Regions from separate parts of the Homo sapiens genome. Here region 1 is linked to region 2. Evidence: chromatin contacts called from ENCODE Hi-C data. All regions are on one chromosome and are shown on one strand. Each heading gives the region's core, a stretch centred on a gene start or an enhancer-like site at or near the end of the contact. The rest is flanking DNA. Distances are from core to core; before and after follow the strand shown.

The links. A loop is a pair of places that touch in the nucleus more often than their neighbours do. Pooled maps may share reads with other maps.
Region 1: a pooled map shows a loop between it and region 2 (8-fold over the local background). The contact joins the promoter of GRP here to the enhancer-like site in region 2. A Hi-C loop is called at or near these places in 2 of 37 single-sample maps with no recorded cell type and 2 of 50 pooled maps.

Annotation. Positions count from the first base shown.
Region 1 is chr18:59,218,796-59,221,862 of GRCh38, forward strand. It overlaps GRP (gastrin releasing peptide), which reads left to right and starts at 1,363. Exons shown (of 3, transcript NM_002091.5): 1 at 1,363-1,609. The coding sequence starts at 1,471. RefSeq lists an enhancer at 583-1,197.
Region 2 is chr18:58,767,006-58,769,921 of GRCh38, forward strand. The region is part of intron 1 of LOC105372146 (a long non-coding RNA gene); the gene reads right to left. Among named protein-coding and RNA genes, the nearest start is that of LINC01926, 45 kb to the right of the region's middle. RefSeq lists a silencer at 1,537-1,686 and an enhancer at 1,767-1,916. Within about 2 kb of position 1,591, at least 6 of the 41 ENCODE cell types and tissues checked have a DNase peak (open chromatin) inside an H3K27ac peak, as active enhancers do.

The DNA of each region.
Region 1 (3,067 bases), core at 113-2,612, 450 kb after region 2:
AAAAAAAAAAAAAAAAGAAGAAGAAGAATGTATTGAATCAGCAGATACTCAGACACAAGTGTATGTTTTCAACTTTATCAATATCAATATATCAATATCAACACCATGTTGACATGGAACACTAAAGACCCAACAGGGAGGCAATTAACAAGCATTTGAGGAGGAATAGACCTCACCTATTCCAACCACACGGCCAACTCTGGCAGCCAAAACGTGGGCAACAGCATCCTACCAGCTTCTATTTATTGTTGCATTGCTATGGTGCTGATCCCCTTTGTATCCATGGTATTTAGAACCTCGGGGATTGGGCTGGTGACCATTCTTTAGATCTGAGAACAGAAGGAGCAGAGGAACGTTGAGCAACTCTAGAGGGGTGTGTATGTGGCAGTTTAGGGACAGTTTGAGCTTTCAGGTAGAGGCAGCCTAGGGAAACTGGCATAAAGCAGTTTCTTTCTCTATTCCATGGAAGTTGCATGCTTGTGAAAAGGGCCAGCTATCTTCTGTCTTGCCATACAAGTGGGCAGAGCTGCCTGGGAATACCAGGTGGGTTAAGGATACTGCCCTTAACCTTAAGGTGGAGGGCAGCAGAGGGGGAGAGAGAGACAGAGAGAGAGAGAGATTGGGGAGGAGGGGAGAGAGAGAGGGATGGGAAGGGGAGGAGAAGAGAGAAGGGGAGTGGAGGGGAGGGGAGGGTATGGGAGTGGAGAGGAGGGGAAGGGAGGGGAGAGGAGGGGAGAGGAGGGGAAGGGAGGGGAGAGGAGGGGAGAGGAGGGGAGAGGAGGGGAGGAGATCTGCAAGAAAGAGGCAAGGTCCAGAAAAAGAGAGAGAGATCTGCAAGGAGGCAAGGTTCCAAAATCTATGGGCTGGGACAGCAAAGATGTGGCCTACGAAGAGAAAGGTCTGGAGAATCAGAAGGCCTTCAAATGGTGGTTCCAAATCCCTCCAGCAAAGCCCATCCATCTTTAGAGCTCACCCGTCTCCAGCTACACCCCCCACCCCTCCCGGCCCAGATCAGGCAGCGGGGTCGCCCTCTCCAGGACTCTCAAGGCAGCTAAGGCTGGAGGCGCCGGCGAGCCTGGAGAGGGAGGAGTTCACTAAATTGTGTTGGATGGAAGGCGTCGAGGACCGGAGGAATTAATCCGATGTGGGGAAGGCGGACGGGGCTACGAGGAAAAAAGAGGGGGCAATGTACACTCAGCCTTTTCATCACTCGGCGGGGAGATGGATGGTTTTCCGGACCGGGCGTCCCAGCGCCCCGGTTAGCTATAGGGAGACGTCAGAGCGCTCTGGTCCGCGATAGAAGAGCCCCCCAGCCCCCCCGCCCGGGCTTCCATATAAAGTAGGGGCCCTAGTGGAGGCCGCAGCAGTAGCACCAGCGGCTGCGGCGGCGGAGCTCCTCCGAGGTCCGGGTCACCAGTCTCTGCTCTTCCCAGCCTCTCCGGCGCGCTCCAAGGGCTTCCCGTCGGGACCATGCGCGGCCGTGAGCTCCCGCTGGTCCTGCTGGCGCTGGTCCTCTGCCTGGCGCCCCGGGGGCGAGCGGTCCCGCTGCCTGCGGGCGGAGGGACCGTGCTGACCAAGATGTACCCGCGCGGCAACCACTGGGCGGTGGGTGAGTGTCCTGGCCGCGGGAGCCGCGCGCTTGTCCTCCTCTGGATCAGCCAGCCGGAGGGGACCTGTCTCCCCATTTCTTTGCGTTTCCCTGGCCCAGCTTTGGGAGCTGGGTTTGTTGTGACCTTTCTATCGGCAAACACCTTCCCCGTTCTCCTAAAACTCCACCCCACCTTTCCCCATTCTAGGGAGCCCATGAGTCCCTAGTCAGCCGCAGGCTGGTCCGCTGATCCTTTCCCGCTCGCTTCCAGCCTGTCTTCCCCAGGGCACCCGAGCTCCCAACAGCCAACCCCGGTGCAGATCACCTTCCCTCTGCGCCCATCCTACATCTCCTTTTGTCCGCCTAGTCTCAACCTGTCTGGCACGGTACTCTCCTAGAATAATCTTGGGGAGCGTTGTCCCTTGAAAGCATCTCAGAACCCTGGTCCAGCTCGGTGGCCTCAACAGCGACTGGCATGGGCTGAAATCTAAGCTGCGCCTATGCTCCCCGCAAAGCCACAGGTGTGGGGACCTAGGGTGCAGCGCTCCCGCCCCGGGTTTCACATCTGTTCAGTGCGCAGTGCCCTGAATCCCGCCTGTCTGTGACTCTCTGGAGTTTCCTCAGTCCTTCTCTTCGCTTTGCAGCGATATTCTTTTCCCTGCCCTTTTGCCCTCCCTCTTTCCAGCCAGCAGGCTCTGAGCTTGGGGAATCTCGCCTGCTCTCCAAGCTCATCCCGATCTCTCTGCCCCTCTGAGCTCCGCTCTTTCTCCGCCCTTCTTGACCCACGACTTCGCCCTTTCCCCTCGCTCCTTTCCCATTCCCTCTGCAACAGGTCCTGCTCTCTAGGCACCGGCTTGGAGGCTCCCTCGCCATGGCCCCTAGAACCCAGGCGGAGAGGACGGCCGCGCTGCGGGTGCGGAGGGCGCCTGCGGGTGGGGTCAGGATTCCGCCCTGCGCGCACTCGCTGCTTTCGCTCAGCTGGGAGGCAGGAAGCGCCTGGCAGCCTCGGCTCACCCAGCATCACCCCAGGGCTCTCGGCGTCGCCGAGCATAGCTTCCAGCAAACGCAGAGCGTCCAACTTCCTCACTCCCCCACCTACCCGCCCCACAAAAGCCAACTACAACAACCCCAACCAGCTTCTTGGGAAGCTGGTTAATCCCTGAAGAGATTTAAGAGTGTGTATGTGTGTGTGTCTCTGTGTGTGTGTGTCTCTGTGTGTGTGTGTGTGTGTGTATTTCCTTAGCCATCTACTTAGAACGGGCGCTGGGGAACGGTGTGTTGAACAAGTACTTGCTAATTCATATATCGGCTGATTCACAAATCTTGATAGAAGATAAATAATTTGGGGGAAGGAGTGGGACTGGAACTGTTGCTTCCTCAGCTCGTCTGTGTCGTGTGTGCTTTTGTGAGGGAAGTCGAGATCTTTGGGCTGCAATAGAGTGGTTTCCACTGTTGCTAAAATAATCATTTGCCAAGTCT
Region 2 (2,916 bases), core at 341-2,840:
GAAGGTGGAATACTGAAGTGTAAGATTTCGAAAACACTTCTGCTAGTGTAAGTGCTGGCCAGTTCTGGGGTGGTCATGAGTGGGGGTGGATTGAGTAAATTGGAAGTGAAGGTCACTGGGATTCAGATCGAGGAACTGATCTGAGGTTGCTGGATAGGTTGCTCAAATGGCTATTCAAGTCATCAGATGAACAGGAGAAGTTGAAGTCAAAGGGAAGACGTTGCAGTGAGTACAGTGGCACGTGCCTGTAGTCCCAGCTACTAGGGAGGCTGAGGCAGGAGGATCCCTTGAGGCCAGGAGTTCGAGGCTGCAGTGAGCCATGACCACTCCTGTGAACAGCCACTGCACTCCAGCCTGGGCAACATACTGAGATACCCCACATTTTCAGTGAATAATCTTGACTAACACTTATAAAGTGCCTACTATGTGCCAGATACTATTCTAAGTGCTTTGCATATATTTATATATTCTATATACAAATAATATTAACAACAACCCTATGAAGCATATTACTGTTATCATCCCCAGTTTATAGATGAAAAATTGAGGCAAGAGAGGAAACTCTGGGGCTTGGCGAGGTGGCTCACGCCTGTAATCCCAGCACTGTGAGAGGCCAAGACAGGCAGATCATCTGAGGTCAAGAGTTCAAGACCAGTCTGGCCAACATGGTGAAACCCCATCTCTACTAAAAATACAAAAAAATTAGCCAGGCGTGGTAGTGTGCAGCTGTAATCCCAGCTACTTGGGAGGCTGAGGCAGGAGAACTGCTTGAACCTGGGAGGCGGAGGTTACAACCAGCAGAGATCGCACCACTGTACTCCAGCCTGGGCGACAGAGCAAGACTCCATCTTAAAAAAAAAAAAAAAGAGAGAGAGAGAGAGAGAGGAAACTCGGCCAAGGTCAGACAGCTAGCAAATAGTAGAGCTGGGAAAGGACTCCGGCTGTGTGGCTCCAGAGCGCAAGGCCTCTGGTCTCGACAGGAAGATGACAGACATAAGAGACCATAATGCTGGGGGTTAAAAGGTGGAAGAGAAGCAGGAACCAGATCTGAAGTCCTTTGTATTTCATGCTGAGTTTTGTAATGACCCTCTTGGCAATTGGCAGACTTTGAAGGAGGTCAGGCCAGGGCATGACAGAATCAGATTAATGTTCTGGAAAGATCTGTCTGGCTGCAGAGTCAGACGGGAATGAATGGTCTGGAGGCGGGAGGGCCCTTCAGAGCCTCTTGCAACAAAGAGGGACTGATAGTGGGCAGGCGCCTACACCTCTGCTTTGGAAAGGAAATGGGGCAGGTGGCAATGTCGGAAAAGGAGCCCAGGACGGCACAGCCTGCAGGAGCCGCAGCCGCCCCATGGGGACAGTTCGAGCTCACCCGGTCCCTAGGCAAGAGAGCACAGTCCTGGCCACCTAGCCCAGAGGGCATGATGGGCCCAGCGAGAAACCCTGGGGCCCCCGCGCGGGGACTGCTCGAAGTCCGCCCGGGGGCCTTGGGAGCTGGGTGCACCCCTTAGAGGAGCCCGGCTTCGTGGGCCCCAGCCTGGCCTTGGGTCTCCCTTCGCCTTCTGAGCTCGGGGCCGGCCGGGAGCTGGGTACCCAGCAGAGGGCAGCACAGGCTTGCGTTCGTCCCGGTCTGAGCGCCGTCTGCACCTGCCCGGGGCCCTGCAGCTGCGCAGCGCACGGAGCAGTGGTGCGCTCTCACCCACCCGCGAGCTCCCACGCACATCCAGGTCCTCCCCGTCCAGCTCGTGGCTCAATACAATACCTAGAAGGCCTGGGGGCCCTCAGGAAGACCGAGGGACAGCAGCCAGCGCGGCTGGGATGACAGCCAGACTCGGGCATGCATCAACAGGCCAGGACAAGTGGCCGGCTCCCTCCTCTCCCATGCCCATGCCTGTGATGCTGCCAAAGGGCAGAGAAATATCAAAAAGCTCCACCGAATCTCCTGGGAGGGAGGCCCCTGCCTTGAGAACAGTCAACCAGATACCCATCTGGGGCCCCTGGGGCAGGGGGCAGGGCACGGAAGCAAAAGCGTTTAGATTCTAGCGGAGTTTTGAAAACTACCCACCCAGCAGGGAAAAACAAAAAGGACTGAAATCCTGGCAGGGAGCTTCCCTGACTCTGGCCTCTCCAAACTGGATGTCAAATCATGAATAGAGGTCCCTAGGTCCCTCCTACTCTAGTTTTTTGTTTTTATAATTGCGGCTTTTTTAACTATTATTTTTAATTCTTGTAAAACATAACATTTGCCATGTTAACCATTTTTAAGTATACAGTTCTATTTTGCATTGTTCCCACTCTCGATTTTTACTGGGATTTCTCACGTACAGAATGAGACACTGAGAAACACTATAAGGAAAAGACAGACCTGGAGACTGAGGAAAGTACATTGGGAATTCTAAGGTGGGCGTGAGAGGTTTTGCAGCCGCTGTGCCTTACGAACTTTCCAGGGCACCTCTGTCCTGAGGGCTTCCACTCTGTACATCCGTCATGCCACCCTCCACGCCCTCCCCATACACAGCCCAGACAGAACCCATGGCTCATCTGGGAGTGGTCAGTGAGCACCCCAAAGGGATCCCTGCCCATATTCAGAAACGGGAACAAGGCTATTTGAAAACTTTGCAATGTTATGGCAGAAATAATCTTTGCAGGATGTAAATGAAAAGTTCCAAGCAATTACGACAAATTTTTGAGCAATTAATGCACTGGGTCTTTAGCCTTCAATGAGCTGGAAAGCTGAGCAAGACAGAACTTGAACCCCTAATAATTATAACAGCTAATACTTACAGAGCGCTATGAGCCTGGCACAGTGCTAACCATTTTACTCATTCAGGTCTTTGCAGTGGAAATGCTGCTATTATCCCTGTTTTACAGAGGAGAAAATCAAAGCCCTGAGGGCTAGCTGGCTTGCTCAAGGTC